Linked DNA regions of Homo sapiens: region 2 is linked to region 1. Evidence: read pairs that join two places in POLR2A ChIA-PET (ENCODE). Cell type or tissue: HepG2. All regions are shown on one strand.

Evidence for each region. ChIA-PET counts read pairs that join two places held together with the same protein. Peaks named below come from ENCODE experiments on the same cell type or tissue, not always from the same donor. Only the 100,000 strongest peaks of a DNase experiment are listed, where the experiment ranks them.
Region 2: POLR2A ChIA-PET joins it to region 1 with 6 read pairs; 2 of 35 experiments call an interaction of 5 or more read pairs at or near these places.

The regions. Positions count from the first base shown.
Region 1 is chr5:169,137,905-169,145,904 of GRCh38, reverse strand. All of the region lies in intron 4 of SLIT3 (slit guidance ligand 3), which reads left to right. Among named protein-coding and RNA genes, the nearest start is that of MIR585, 120 kb to the left of the region's middle. RefSeq lists a silencer at 3,954-4,122. In HepG2, no CTCF peak of the experiment used is centred here; no DNase peak of the experiment used is centred here; H3K27me3 peaks cover 871 bases.
Region 2 is chr5:169,216,061-169,224,060 of GRCh38, reverse strand. The region is part of intron 3 of SLIT3 (slit guidance ligand 3); the gene reads left to right. Among named protein-coding and RNA genes, the nearest start is that of MIR585, 44 kb to the left of the region's middle. In HepG2, no CTCF peak of the experiment used is centred here; a DNase peak (open chromatin) is centred at 4,970.

The sequences.
Region 1 (8,000 bases):
GGCTAATTTTTGTATTTTTAGTAGAGATGGGGTTTCACCATGTTGGCCAGGCTGGCCTCGAGCTCCTGACCTCAGGCAATCTGTCCGCCTTGGCCTCCCAAAGTGCTGGGTTTATGGGTGTGAGCCACTGTGCCTGGCCAGTGTGTGTTAGCTGTTATTGTTGTTGTTGATATGTTATCATCTTCAGCTTTGAGACTTGAGCATTATTCCAGAGCCCAGAAGCTGGCAGGAATAGGTTATTACTCTGCATGTATGAGTATGCAGTTTTATCCATACAGAGCATCCCTCTCTGTTTCTTAGCCATCTGAGGTCATTAGCTCTGTTAACGGGTGACAAGGAGCCCAATGTATGTGGCTGGGCCCCTTAGCTATAAAGAAGTTAATTGTAGCTGATTTACTAGAAGGCTAATAACATAGGTGTGCTTCCTTTTACATGGAGAGCCTCATTAAGTGGAGGTCTGTGGGCTTTGCCTGCAGCTTTGGGCATCTCTAGCATCTGCACATGTATACCTTAGAAGCAACATTGACCTGGGAAGAAACTGACACGCCCTGCAATGTCTCTACCGGAAAGGCCCCTGTCCTCAGCAGACCTAGTGGGCATCGAGCAATAATAAATTGTGTTTCCTCTGTAGTCCAGGAGACAGGAAGCTCCAAATTGGACTCTAATTAACTCTGAAGAAACAATGGGTTTCTCCAGAGCCCGGCAATTCTGGTCAGGTCTAAGGAGGTGTCACGCAGCCTTGGAAAATAATTACAACCATAATGACGATGCCTCCAAAGTCGGGCTTCTGATGATGCACCTTGAACAAATGTGTGTTTCTCCTTCCTCACAAGGTTCGCTGCCCTTAATTGCTACCCTCCTTCATTAAGGGGCAATTAATTTTGTGCCTTGGTTTAAAACGGCGGTAATTATAAGGTGAAGACAAAAAGCCCATGGTTAAACATAATCAGGCTGGATGTAAAAGGTGCTCCCTGGCAGATTAAGGAAGGTGGGAGGGAAGGAGCATGCATCGTCCCAGGCAGGCAACATTTTCCGTCTTGCTACTTCTTTTCTCAATTCGTAACTGCTGTTGCAGGGTAGGGCTTAGGACAAAGCCCGTCTTTTTCTGCCCAGGTTGCAGGACTTTGCGTCTTGCGGGTCTTGGGTTTTGAGGTCTTGGCCATTGGGCATTCTCCTGCCATAGAAGTCAGCCCGAAGGCCTGGACTGAGCTCAGTGGCCCAGGGCCTTGGGTGGTGGACATGGCTTCCCAAAGAGACCAGACCCTTCCTGAGGATTCACATGTTAGGGGCACTTTTTATTTCAGTGTCATTCTAAACACACCTTCCATCATTCACTTACTTGTCAAACATTTATTGAGAGCATCTAGACGCTGTGCTAGATACTTGGGATGAAATGGTGAGGATGACAAGCATGTTCCATGCCTTTAAGAGTTTATACTCAGGTGGGAGAGCCGGATGTTAATGAAGCAATAACCCAAATAAATAATTAGAAGCAGTGAAACATTTGCAAAAGGAAAAGTACAGAGACTATGGGAACGTAAAGCAGGGGCCATGACAGTAATGAGGAAAGATGGCCCCGACAAAGGGACTTGGGGGCCGAGATCGGGAGTGGAACTCAGCAAGGTAAACATGGGAGGGAAGGAGCATTCTGCTCCTAGGGAAGAACATGTACAAGGACCCCAAGACAGGAACGAGTGTGACCTTCAAAGAATGGAAAATAAAGGGCACAGAGCTGGGCGAGGTGAGTGTCACAAGACAATGGGAAGAAGCAGAGATACCATAATGGCCCTCATTTTTCCCATCCATAAAATAAAAATGGTATTCCCTTGTCTCATCTACACCATGGAGATTCTACTATGCACCTTGCTTTTCTCTTACAGTGGAGAGTCAAAGCTGGAATCATAGTCCTTAACTCACACTACTTACTGTTGGCAGCTGAGAGAATAGGACATTCTACTTTGATATTTCTGTATTTTCTCTCCACTTTTTGCCATGGAGCCATGTGACTCTGCCCATTGTGAGTGCTCTCTCACTTTCTCTCTCCCTGATATATATTAATGCATGCATCACACACACATGTGCATACATACTGTTTTTGTTGTTTTTTTTCGTTTTCTGGCTCTGTCACCCAGGCTGGAGTGCAATGGCACGATCTCGGCTCACTGCAGTTCCACCTCCCAGGTTCAAGTGATTCTCGGGCCTCAGCCTCCTGAGTAGATGGGATTACAGGCATGCACCACAATGCCCGACTAATTTTTTGTATTTTTTAGTAGAGACGGGTTTTCGCCATGTTGGCTGGGCTGGTCTTGAACTCCTGACCTCAGGTCATCCACCCACCTCGGCCTCCCGAAGTGCTGGGATTACAGGTATGAGCCACTGCACCCGGCCAATGCATACATACTATTTATGCAAACAAAGTTGAAATCATACTGCAGCAATGTAGTGTGAGGGTTAGGGCATCGACTTTGGTGTCAGATTGAGTTTATATCCTAGCTGTACTAACCTTTAGCCACATAACTTGATGATGGTATTTAACCTCTTTAAGAATCAGTTTCTACATCTTCAAAAGGAAGGTGAGACTGTCTATCTATTGGTGGTGTTTGGATTAAATGACATTCCATGGAATGCCCTTAGCAAACTGTAAATCCAGAATAAATAGTAACAACAATTACATTGTTATTACTGAATGGCATGGTACAGTATCTGGCACCTAGTAGGTGCTCAGTTAATGATGATATACTTGCTAAATGTTTCATAATCTGCTTTTCAGCTGAAGATAGTATTAATAAGGTTTATTTGGGTTAAAGTGGCAGAGACACAACTTACATTAAAAATAGGGACTTACTGGCTATTAGGATCCACCCTCCTTTCCTATCTGCTTCCTTTTGCATCTCAGCATCATTCTCCCTGGGGCAGATGGGCTCCCTTCACATAGCAAGAAAGGTGGCCTCTGGCAGCTCCAAAGATATATTCTTTTATTACTGACCAACCTGGAAAGAAACATTCTCTTCCAGCTCCAATTTGAACAATCTCCATCACAGATTATTGACTCAGCTTGGAGTACATGCCTATCACGTGGACCAATTACTGTGGCCAAGACCTGAGTTGGAGCTATTGACAGTCTCCACCTCATGGTTGGAGTGAGGAGTAGGTGTGGGGGTAGGAGCAGGTTTTCCCATAGAGGGTGGCAAAGTTTAGCAGAGACATGAACATTAGTGAAATCCCCCAGTTAGGGCTTATGTCCAGAGTGTAGCACAGGCTCACCCTATGGGTTCTGTTGACCCAGCTTGGCCAGCCATGCAAGTGCCAGGGGTGGCGCACCATAGTTTGACTTGGAACCTAGTCATTCCAGGAGTCCCAGTTTATACTCTCAGTCTTAGAGCTAATGAACTGCTTTGCTATTTCACTGTGTCTCTGGGCTGAATCCAGTGGGCAGTGACCCAACACCTGAGTGATTTGTGGGCCTGAAGGAAGACGAGAGAAGCTGATTATGGAGTCAGCAATTACTCTGCCCAAGTCCCTGCTTGGCAGGGCCTTATCTTTATTTATAGCTGGCTGAGCTACCCAGAGCCCTGTTTTTACCCTTGAGTGACTAGTGCACTGCAGTTTTAGTTCATAAAACACTGTTTGTTTATAATCCTTAACGGATTCTGTTTTATTAAAAGAGAAGGCTCCATCCAGAGTATAAATAAAGTTAACTGGTTAAGTTTTAGCTTCTATTCACAGTGAATGTGCAATGGATGGGAAATCACCGTGGAATTATGCACCCTCATGACCTGACTTTATTTATTTATTTATTTATTTATTTATTTATTTATTTATTTTTATTTTTATTTTTATTTTTATTTTTTTTTTGAGTAGGAGTCTCGCTCTGCCGCCCAGGCTGGAGTGCACTGGTGCGATCTTGGCTCACTGCAAGCTCTGCCTCCCAGGTTCACGCTATTCTCCTGCCTCAGCCTCCCGAGTAGCTGGGATTACAGGCATGCGCTACCACGCCCAGCTAATTTTTGTATTTTTAGTAGAGATGGGTTTTCACCATGTAGGTCAGGATGGTCTCGATCTCCTGACCTTGTGATCCATCTGCCTCGGCCTCTCAAAGTGCTGGGATTACAGGCATGAGCCACCGCTCTGGGCTGAGATGTTAACTTTTTTTTTTTTCTTTTTTTGAGACAGAGTCTCACTCTGCCACCCAGGCTGGAGTGCAATGGCGCGATCTCGGCTTACTGCAAGCTCCGCCTCCCGGGTTCAAGCCATTACCCTGCCTCAGCCTCCAGAGTAGCTGGGACTACAGGCACCCGCCACCACGCCTGGCTAATTTTTTGTATTTTTAGTAGACACAGGGTTTCACCGTGTTAGCCAGGATGGTCTCGATCTCCTGAACTCGTGATCTGCCCACCTTGGCCTCCCAAAGTACTGGGATTACAGGCATGAGCCACCACACCCAGCCTGACCTGACTTTATCAAAAAACAAAAAAAAAAACAAAACAAACAACAAAAAAAAATCTTACAGTCTCTGAGGTCTCAGGCCTGGACAAAACCTTTTCAAAGATGGGGAGGTGGCAAGGAAAGAGGCAGAATTAAGATCCTAAAATCAGCTTTGTTGCAGTGGATTTGCTTTAAGTTTCCTTTTGTTTTTGTTTATTTGTGGGGTGATGTCGTAGTCAGTATGTCTTTGTGTATAGTTCCATGATTTGGGGGTCATGTCGGGGTAGACCTAATTCTATTTCTATTCTATTTTGAGGGAGAAAGGATCCCCAAAGCAAAGGGAATAGTGAAATCTTCTTGGAACAGGTAGCATCGAGCTGAGTCTTGAAGGATAGGTCAGATTCTGATCAATATGGGAGCAAAAAGAAAGGAAAAAACGTAAGTTGAGTTTATCGCATTGTGAAAAGGAATTGTTTTGGATATGACAAGAGGATTAGTTTGCATAGGGCATGAAGATGACAAGATGGAGATTGGATTCAAGGGTAGGGTTCTACTGTAGGGTGATGGCCAGATTTAAAGAGTTTTATATTTAATTTAGAAGGCAGTGAGGAACCACTGAGGTTTTGAATGGGAGAGGGGTATGGTTGGTCTAAACTTTGGCCTGCATTATTCTTTTTTGAGAGAGGGTCTCTCACTCTGTGACCCACATTGGAATGCGACGGCGTGATCATGGCTCACTGCAGCCTAGACCTTCTGGACTCAAGAGATTCTCCCCTCAGCCTCCTGAGAGGTTGGGGCTACAGGCACACAGCCATGCCCAGCTACTTTTTTCTCTCTTTGTAGACACAGGGTCTCACTATGTAGTCCAGGCTGGTCTCAGACTCCTGGCCTCAAGTGATCCTCTGCCTCAGGCTCCCAAAGTTTAAGGATTACAGGTGGATGTGAGCCACCGTGCCTGACCGCCTGCGTCTTTTTTTTTTTTTTTTTTTTTTTTTTTTTGAGTTAGAGTTTCACTCTTGTTGCCCAGGCCAGAGTGCAATGGCGCAATCTCTGCTCACTGCAACCTCCGCCTCCCAGGTACAAGCAATTCTGCTGTCTCAGCCTCCGAGTAGCTGGGACTACAGGCACACACCACCATGCCTGGCTTTTTTTTTTTTTTTTTTTTTTTTTTGCATTTTTAGTAGAGGCGGGGTTTTACCATGTTGGCCAGGCTGGTCTCGAAATCCTGACCTCGTGATCTGCCCACTTTGGTCTCCCAAAGTGCTGGGATTACAGGCGTGAGCCACCGCACCTGGCCCCGGAGCTCTTTGTGAGCACACCTTCGCCCCATCTCCAGCTGCCTGTGCCACTTGCCCACCGTCAGGACTTTATTTTAGTATTCCCTGGACTCTTGCTCCCCAGTCAGCCTTGGTTCTAGGGCCCTGCAGAGATTCCTCCACCAGGAAGAAGGACCCATTTCTGGCTGTGATGAAGGCCTTGGAGAGGTGGCAGCAGGCCAGCCCGCCCCTCCCTACTGAGGCATGTTAGCTGCACTTACAGTGTCTGAGCTGCGGTTAATATATCAATATTTGCTCGCGAGGGTATCTGGCACAGAACAGGTTCCTGGGATGCTGGCAGATAGATTGCTTTCTCTTGTAGCATTCTTCAGCGGCATTCTGTTTTGGCAGGGATGGAAGGGGTTACTAGCTGCTGGCAAGAGTGGAAAAGGAGTCCCCATTCTTCCCAGAAGTGCCTCAGTCTCACAATTTGGCCCTGTATGATATTGTCAGCACCTCGTGTTCCCTCCATCACTAACTATTTCCTGGTGTATTTTGCTCATTGCAGTTTTTCTGGAATTCTGTTCCTTATACCCATGTTTTGTTTTGATTGCTCAACTAGGAGCCCCTGGGGGGGTGGGCTAGTGCTGGAAGGAGTAGAGCTTAGTAGCTGAGTGTGGGGCTGGGATCAGATGGCCTGGGATGAATCCTGCTGTTGCTGGCTAGCTGTGTAACCCAGGCATGCTCCCTGACCTCTTGATATTTCAGAGGTCTGAGAAACTAGGATGATGATGATGCTGGAAGAGCTGTAAGGATTAGATAACATCACACATAAAAAGTAGTTTGCAAAAACTTGATGCGTAGTAAATTCTCAATAAATATTCCATTTTGTTAATCACCATTCTTCTCATTCAATAAATAGTGCTTCTTGGATCCTTTGGCCTACCCTAAGTTTCTTGAGGACAAGGACCAAACCTTGTATTTTTCTGTAGTTCTGTTTCTAAGAGCACAGTGCTAGGTACACAAGAAAGTCTTCCTTCAACTTTAGGGCTTTGAGAAAACAATCTTACCCCCAAGGCTGGTGCTCATGGCACTGGGCAGTAGTACCCAGGGAGAAATCACCAGTGACAGAGGACTTGTCTCCAGTCTTGAGACATGCTGGTGAAAAGTGAGGGAAGGAACTGTGATCTCTTCAGGAAGCTGAGAAAAGAGGGTCTGGGCCTGGAGAAGGTCTCCAAGAAAGGCTGGAGCAGTGGGGCTGGATGTGGACATCAGTTGTCCACTGCCATCAGTCATGAGCAACCTCTTAGGATAGTCCTGGAGCTTTCAAGTGATCACTTTAAGACTTCGAACAATTTCCCCATGATAATATCACTTAGGGCATTTTCATTGCGAAGCACTTGCTTGACTCGCAAGTCAGAGATTGTGGGATACCCAGAATGTGTTGCTGGATATGCCATGCAAGTGTGCCATGCGTGGGGGCATGAGATAGCACGAGTGGAACCACAGAGGGGAGAACACGCAAGGCTCGCAGTGCCATCGGACAAGCTCTATCCCAGACGTCAGGACAGAGCAGTTGCAACGTGGGAACTTAACATGTGCCAGGCTCTGACATAAGCATTTTCTGGACATTATCTCATTTAATCTTCCCAGCAGTTCTATAAGGCAGTTGTCTTAGATCACTTTCCCAGAGGCAGAACCTGAACCAGGGATTCTTGTGCAAGGGATTTGTGTAGGAAGTGCTCTAGGGGGGAAGGGGTTAAAGAAATGGGGGCAGCAGGAGAAGACAGGGGAGGAAGCCAGGCAGATATGTGGCTGCAGGAAAAGTCTAGCCTTAGCCTGACACCACAGGAGGACCCATGCGAATGGCACCACAGATCTGTTCTCACTTGAGGCAAGGGGGCAGGGCTTCCGCTCTTTTCCGTCCACCAGTCATTGGCTGTAGGTCACATCGCCCAGGACAGGGTGGGGTATAAGTCCCATGCGTTTACGGGAGAGCTCCCATATTGCAAGGGCTATATTGAGCTGTTAGCAGCCAAACTTCACAGCAGCCAGGGTCAAATGCACCAACACAGAAAAGGGGAATTGGGTGGTGTACCAACAGCATCTGCTGCTATTGCCCCATTTTCCAGATGAGAAAACTGAGGCCTAGAGTGTTTATGTAATTGGCCCACAGATGTGCTGAGCCAGGATCCAAACCCAGGCATCTATCTTGATAGTTTTTGGTTTTGCATGACTCCCTTCTCTGTTAAATCACATGTCCCACTCAGGGGCCAGGTGAGATCTAGTAAATGAGAGAGAGGTGAGACAAGGGCCCAG
Region 2 (8,000 bases), 78 kb before region 1:
AATGATCTTGCCATTTCCTAATCCGATGTATCTTCTTAAGACTACTTAGTAAAAGACGAGATATGATTACAATGTCAAAAGCCTGTTTCTTTTGTGTACCTTGTACACAGCCTCTAGAGGCAGAAACAAAGGTGAAGGACCCATTTATCAGCCCTCCCCATTGCCTGCAGCCTCCTCCTTTCCCTCCATGATATTCCTGCAGATGGTCCGGAAGACAGATTCACAGGCATTTCTACAGAAACAGATCTCTGAGTCAGCCCTTGGAAAAAAAAAGCAATCTCTTTGCTGGTTTTGTTTTTCTTGGTTGATTTATTTGACAAGGACCCATTTTGTACATCATTTTTGGAATTTCAAAATCTTTTTTATCTCCAAAGGTCTCTCCTAAAAAGCTCAAGGAGAAATAAAAGACAGGCTATGTATATGACTCCAGTGTGATGCTTACTGAAGCCTGAGCCCTGCCTTTGCACTTGGTTTTCTGACCCTCAGATCACCCAGGTTGCAGTATAGAGGCCTGAACAGAGCTAAATCCCATCAGGTAGGAGTCCTGATTTGCACTAATCCCTAACTGCACGTCTCTATCACTTTTGTTTGACTTGGCAGGACACCTACGCTGCTAAACGCCATAGAGGAAGAGCACATGAATTATTCACTTTCTAACAGAGGTTCCTTGGTGAGATTAGGTGTTAGAACCAGCCAGCAAAAGGAAAGGTCCCCAACTCTGGCTGGCTGCAGACTGCAGATTCAGTCACTCGTTCTTTACCTAGAGGTCATAGCATCCCCACTCCAAGGCTTTCTGCAGAGATGCTAGGCTGGTGTTCCTGGGATCTTGGTTTTGGCAACAAGTCATTTACAGAGGTATTTCTCATCCCGGCACATGGTATGTCAGATGCTATCAAAACAGGCACTGAGCTTCCCTGGGAATTCTCTCTGGTTTAACATGTGTTTCAGCTGTGGGAAAAGCACAGGAAAAAAAAATCCGGACTGAATTTACAGTTGCCTTTAATAACCCATGCAGCTAAATTTATTAGGTCACAGTGCCCCTTTGAACTGTGGCATGGAATTTTCCATGTAGCGTCTAGTTTCTCCGGTGAGAAGCAGACCTTCCCATTCGGTTTTGGCCATCTGTCTCCTTGTTGAGTGAACTCCCATGTCTCAGCCATTTTGGTTAACAACCAACTTTGGTCAACGGTGGGCTGGGGAGATTTCACCATGGCTCCTGGTGCTTCTCTCTGGGTGACAATGGCTGAAGTGCTAACCTGCATTCATGTAATGGCTCTGCATATACCAACACTGCATGAAAGGACTGGATCTGGAGACATTCTTCCTAAAGCAAAAATTCTGCATTATGTTTTGCAAGCTAAGCTTTCCTGAGTGCTTTGTTGTTTTACTAAGAGTAAGTTACGGCATAGCTTGTCAGTTTTCTTAGACCCTTCTACTTGAACCAAAAACTGAGGTGTTTTTTTCAGTAGCTTCCAAGTCTCAAGGCCTAGAAATCAAGGAAATAATTTGCTTAGATTAGATCCTGAACTATCTTTTTTTTCTTTCATCACAATCCTGACAAGTAATTGTCACCTGAGATCTAATCAATAATCACCAAATTGATATTGAGCATGTACTGTGTGTACGATTCTTTACTAGCAATGGTGGGAAATATAAAGACACAATGGAGTCTATTGACTTCTGAGTCATTATTTTCCTTCTACGTGCCCCAAGGTGTAGCCAGCATAGTATTTTCATGGATTTTTTTGGTGATGTATGTTAGATACACAGCTTTTCAAATGCATGACCCTACAGATACTTTTGCTTAGGACAAAGATATAGCAGACATTTAAGTAAAAATGAAACAGGAATTAATTCACAGAAATATATTAAATCATACAGATAATACATAGAAAGAATAACAAGGTAGTATGTGAATGATTAAAAATCTCAAAAGCCGCCATCCTAGGTGTACTTCAACACACATCCCCAAGGACCCAAGTCAGTTTATTATTCAAGGAGGTAAGCCAAGGGCTTTTGAGTATTTGACAACACCTGGTCATTAACTTGCATGGCTCAACCACACAGCCAAGCCATAATGGACTTTTAATGAAATTGTTGTCCTGTACATCCTATGTATTTCCCGGTGTCATTAAGATGTAAAGCAATCTCTGTACATCCTATGTATTTCCCAGTATCATTAAGATGTAAAGCAATCTCTGCAACCTTGACTGTCTGGATGAGGCAGAGACATAGTGGGAAGAAAGGAGCTTCTCAGTGAAGTGTGCACATCCCACTCTGTGCATTGGCATTGGAAGAGGGATACCAAGACGTGATGAAAGGCAGACACAGCACTAGGAACTGATGGCTGGCGGGGGAGTCAGAGGAGGAACGGAGGGCGAAGGATGTCTGAAGGCAAGTCACACACCACACATCACCTGAGAGGAGCTGGGGTAGTGACCACCCACCCTTGCAACAGAAGCAGTGAATAAATCCCACCCTGCGCCCCTGGGGGAGCCTAACACCCATTCAGATGTGTAATACTGTTGAGTGCACTGAGTAGACTAACATTGTCTTGGCATCTCTCTGGTGACTAATCTGTGGGCTCCCTGATTTGGTTCTGAGTTAAGTGGTCTTTATGTTCTAATTCTGGTAGCCCTCAACACTGATACATCATGTCCACGATTCTGCCCAGTGTATTGACACTCACATAATGACAGCCTGTTGAATGGGAAGAAACAGTGCATAAACAAAAGAGCCGGAGCCAGAGAGAAAGCACGAATTTTCTGAGCCATATTTGCTCTAATGGAATCATGAGATTTTCTTCTGTTGGTGTGAGCCAGGATTTCAAACCTCAAGTAGATTTGCTCTTGCACTTTGAGCTCTAAAAGAGCTTAAGTTTGATTATACAAAGAAATCAGAAACTAGCACAAAGGCAAAATTGCCTGATAGAGAAAATGGGTTCTGGAATCCTGAGCCCTCACAATGACTGCAGTGGGACCCTATGGGTTAGGGATCTCAGGGGTGTCCCACCCTAAGAAAAAGCCTGAGGGCACATCATGGGGCAAAGCACTTTGTCTCGAGAAACCAGATCAGTTGATTAATACAAAGAGTGAGAGCTGGAAATGGGAGCCAAGTGAAGGGTCAGATGCCAGAAGGGGCTGGTACAGAAGGGAGAAGTTGGGGGGTAGTAGGATTGTATAGATCGAGTGACCTGAAGGACACTGTCCCATGTTGGCTGACACCTGCACCAAGCTTTGGGAGTAGGGTTGGTTTGATGAGCCAGTTTGGAGCAGGCATGTGAGATGACCATATTTCTCTCAGCAAGTTCATGTATTTTTATTGTTACTATTGACTACTTTTGAAATTGAAAGTAGAAGTACATATTCATGGTGCAAAACTCTCAAGGATTAGAAGATAATATAAAAGATAAATATTCCTGCCTTACCCAATTTCTGGTTCCCCTTTCCAAATGTAGCTATTGTCGTCTGTCTTTTATATGCTTCCAGAAATTACTCTTATACAAACTTATGAGAGAGAATATATATGTGTGTGATCTCATATACCAATCAGAGCCAGCCTTATCCATAGTTGGAGAAGAGAATCATTTATTTGGTGTGATTAAAGAAACTCAGGAGGTCCCCTAGCCAAAAAAATACACATCCCCAAGGCCTACTGTAGATTGAATATTTTTCAACCATTTGAGAATTTTCCTTACATTGATTTTTTTAAAACCTAAAAATTTAAGCTTTTTTTTTTTTTTCCATTTGGCTAGGATCCATCTTCCAGTTTGTGAGGAAGAGGGCCTGTTTGCAAGTGAGTTGATTTTAGTATCTTCTCTCTGCCTGAGGATCCCCGCCATGGGACCAGTGGCTATACAGGGCACTGTGGTGTCCAGAGCAATGTGGGGTACCAAGGACAGGGCAGGAGGTGAATGGGAAAGCCATGAGTCAGGTGGCTTGCAAGAATGAGAGTGGTGCTGGGTCTAAAGAGGGGAGCCAGGAGACACTGCTGGAGAACTGGGGGCTGGGACAGGATCCCCATCATTGGGATTGGTCACCTCGTGTGTGAGTGAGCAGACGTGAGCTGAAGACACCGGCATGTAGCAGCGAATCACGGTATCCATGTCTGATTCTGCATCTGTGTCTCACACATAGAATGTCAAGTCTTGCCCACTGGAGACTTTTCGAGATCTCAAAAGGCTTTGAGAGCAATGAAGGAAAAGCCACTCAAGGAACACTCAGCTATGATCATGTTCCTTTGTTGACAGATGCCTGTCTTTATACTTGGGTGATAAACTGCTTCTGCGATTTCATCTTTTGAATTTCCATGTGGCTCTATCTCAGGATAGGAATAGACACCCCGGAATGTGTCACCACTGGCTTCTAGCTGAGGCTGAGTAAGATGAGAAGCCCTCCCTTGGGCAGGGTCATGCATCTGTGGGTCGTGGGGTGAGCCCCTTGCTGCATTCCTCAGCAGGGCCCACCCCTGCCACCTCTGCACAGCTCAGATAGCTCCCCACCCAAACAGGATGGACAGATAGCAGGTAGGTGTTGGTTGATGAAGGCACAGATAAGGTGAGAGGTGCATTCTGCACCTGACAGAAGTCCTGTTTCAGCCACTTACCAGTAGTGTGATGAGTTGTATGACACGTAACTTCAGTTTTCCGAGCTTCAGTTTTATTGTCTGTAAAGCGAGATTAATAATGGTCTGCACCTTCTAGGCATGTTGGGGGATTAAATTAATTAAAACCTACAATGTACTTATAGCACTGGCAGAATGCATTCGAGGAAGGTTAGGAGTTGCTGCTGTTACACTGGAACCTTATTCTGCCTGTCAGCAGAGGCTGTGGTCTGTGCTGGAGGTGGGACAGTCGTCTCCTGTGGTCTTTTTTCTTCTGATAATAAACCACCCCTGGGCAGGGCTGGAGCTGCTTCATGTGTGCCTCTGTCCTGGGGGAATGTGTCCTAAGGCGGCAGCGCTGGTGTGTTTGCTGATCTAATCAGGAGAGAGATTCAGGGTCCATTCTGTTGTTTACATTGGCTCTGGACCTAATCTTGTCTGTCTTGAACTGTAAGTCTAAGAGGATGGGCCAGATCTGATCTGGTTCACATACTGTTGCAGGATTGGAGCCTCCCAACATTTCAGTGATAAATCATTGCAGCTGGAGACCGTGGCTGGGTTGGTGGCAACCTCATCTTAATGTTACCAGTTGTATCCCTTTTTAAACATCTCATTACCTAAAGAGTACTCAGTTGGACCAGCATTCTGCATTCTGCCTTGAACACTGAGTTTTTAACAACCATGGGTAGCATGAATTCAGCAATTACCAGCTGCAAGCTCTGTGTTAACCACATCTATACGCATGATCTTAAGTAAGACTCAGAACTACCCAGTGAGTTAGCTCTGTAAGTCTCCCCCTTTGCCTAGATGAAGAAATGGAGTTTTAGGGGTGTTAAATCACTCGCCTAAGGTCACAGAGCTAGTGAGTGCAGAACCAGAGTTTAGGCAATCTAGCTGCAGAGCTCTAAACTCTCAATCCCTTAATGTTCCCGCCAGTCACCTGGAGATGTGGTTGTGATTGACAGGCAGAGTCAGAATCAGCAGATCTGGGGCATGGCCTGAGGTGCTGAGTTTCTCACAGACTCCTAGAAGATGCTGATGCTGCTGGTCTCTGGCCCATGTTTTGAGTCACAAGGCTCTCAACTAGGCAGCCACATAGCCTTGGCTGGCTTTGTTATCTAGTTTGTTTTGCTGGGTCTAAGGTGTGATATCATGCACAATTGCCTGGCAGCCATCCACTTACCAATTCATGGCGAAGGTGATATCTTGTGGCTTTCCTGAGATAATGATGATTAAGCAAAGATCTGAAGTGACTCAAAAGAATATGGGGACATTTGAAGGACATACAGTAAGCATGCAGCTGGTACAAACAGTCCTTGGTAGAAAGGAGCATGGCCTATGAAAATATCTTCAAGGAAGTCCAAAAGCAGACACCTTCTTCTTTCTTCACTACTCGGAGACCTCCAAAGCATTTTGCAACATGCTCTGCCCATGTTAGGCACTGAATTAAATTTCAAGTTTGGGTGTGAGACGAAAAGGTCTCGCTTTCTGTGAAAGGTCTTGCTTTCTGTGCAACCTCACCCATTTCTTCCTCAGAAATGTCTTAGCTGGACAGCCGGGAAACAGCAGCTGCCATTCCATCTCTGTTCTGTGTGTTTCAGCCAGTGAGGAATATTGTCTTTTTGTCTCAATGATCCTTTTTTACCACATGGTTAATGACCTCCCACCTCTCGGAATTGTGGGTATACTTTGGAAGAGATGTGGCCATAGGTAGGGGTTAGAATCACAGAGCGGCCTGTGTGTTGTATTCATATGCTCATTGATTCAGCAATTACTGGTTCGTTGCCTACTGCAGCAGACACTGGTGTTGAGCGTGCAGTAAAGAACCCAGGAGATAAATGCCCCTGACTTCCAGGAACTTGTGTTGTACCAAGGGCCCCCAGGAACCCCAGGCTGGATCAGGGCCACTAGCTCTTCATTAGACCTGTAGAGTGTTTGTGGCAATGGTGTCATGTTCTCCTGGATTACTACAACATTCAAATATGCTCCCCAAACCCAGTCATCCAACACTGGGGTCCCAATCCCTCAGCCACAAAGTCGAGCCCTGGGATTGCCACGTACTTCAGCTGTGAGCTCCTGGGACCTAGGCATAATTTGCTCTATATTTTCCCCAGGAACTCTGCCCTGCTTACAAGTGGAGAGTGTGTGAATTCTTGAGAGAGTCATTGTCTTTTAATAAGAAGAAAGAAAGAATTCCTTGTTTACACCCTGCTTGCTGTCTTCACACCAATTTATTCACACCCTTGGCTCACAAAAGAACTTAAAGTTTAGCTCCCCAAGGCTGGGGGAAGGGTAGAAAGTCTAAGTTTTTTTTTTTTTTTTTTTTTTAACCTACTCAAGGTCTTGTCCAAACGAGTTGTCACCGAAAAATGAAAGCCAGATGTTATTTTAGTGAGGAATAAATATGTGGCCAAGCTGTGGATTGAACCTGAGGTCTCCCCGGATGGTTTCCATGTGTGTTGGTAGCTGGACTCCCAGGTATCAGTGGCTCACATTCTTTCTCTTGTCTTTTAACTGAAGTACGGCACACACAGATGGCTAATGAGCAATTAACATCCGAGCCACGCATCTCCCCGTAGCAATACCTATCGGCTCATAAGTCGGTTTCAAACCAGCACTGCTGCGGGCTGCTGAATTTGGGATGACAGACATATAAAGACCCACATCCGGAAAAGAGAGAAAAGACAAACTCAGGCTGAAAGTGCTGCCTCCAGCTTCTCAATGAGTTATTTGCTTTTGTTGGGAGCCCTCACATCCTCACAGGTAGCATACCTCAGATAACCATCGAGGAATTACAGATGAAATCAGGGCTCAGGGCAAAGAGTGGCCCTTTGGGGTTTAACATTACAGCACGTTCTTCCCCAAGTCTGATTCAATGGTGAGCTTTTCAGCCAAAGAAAGTGTTTTCGGTAATTGGCCAAATCTCTATAGGAAGACTGCTGAACTTGCTACTGTTTCTATCAGAGCCTTTCTCATCTCTTGGATTTTTCTCACACTTTTCAAGTTCTAGATATAATCCATTGTGCATTAATCTTTGAAACGTGTCAGGTGGGTATTAGAACTTCCTTGGAGGCCAGAAAAATGGTGAGAGAAGGGAAAAGGGACGGAATGGAGCTCAAAGGGTCACTGGGGCCCAGAGCAGAGATGAATCCATTGGACACAGGAAAGCAGTGTCAGACCTGGAGATGGTGGATAAGGGAATTAGAGAGTTAGGTGAGCAGGTGATCTGCACTAGCCACCTGACCCCTGGCTGGTGGCACAGTGTGTGAGCTGATCAGGGCAGGTGGGAGGCATGGATTCAGGCCAGTCATGACAACTTTGGCAGAAGGAGGCCAACCCAGGGGCTGGATTCCAGGCACTGAGTGAGGGTCTCTAGGAAAAGAGGAATTGGCCAAGGG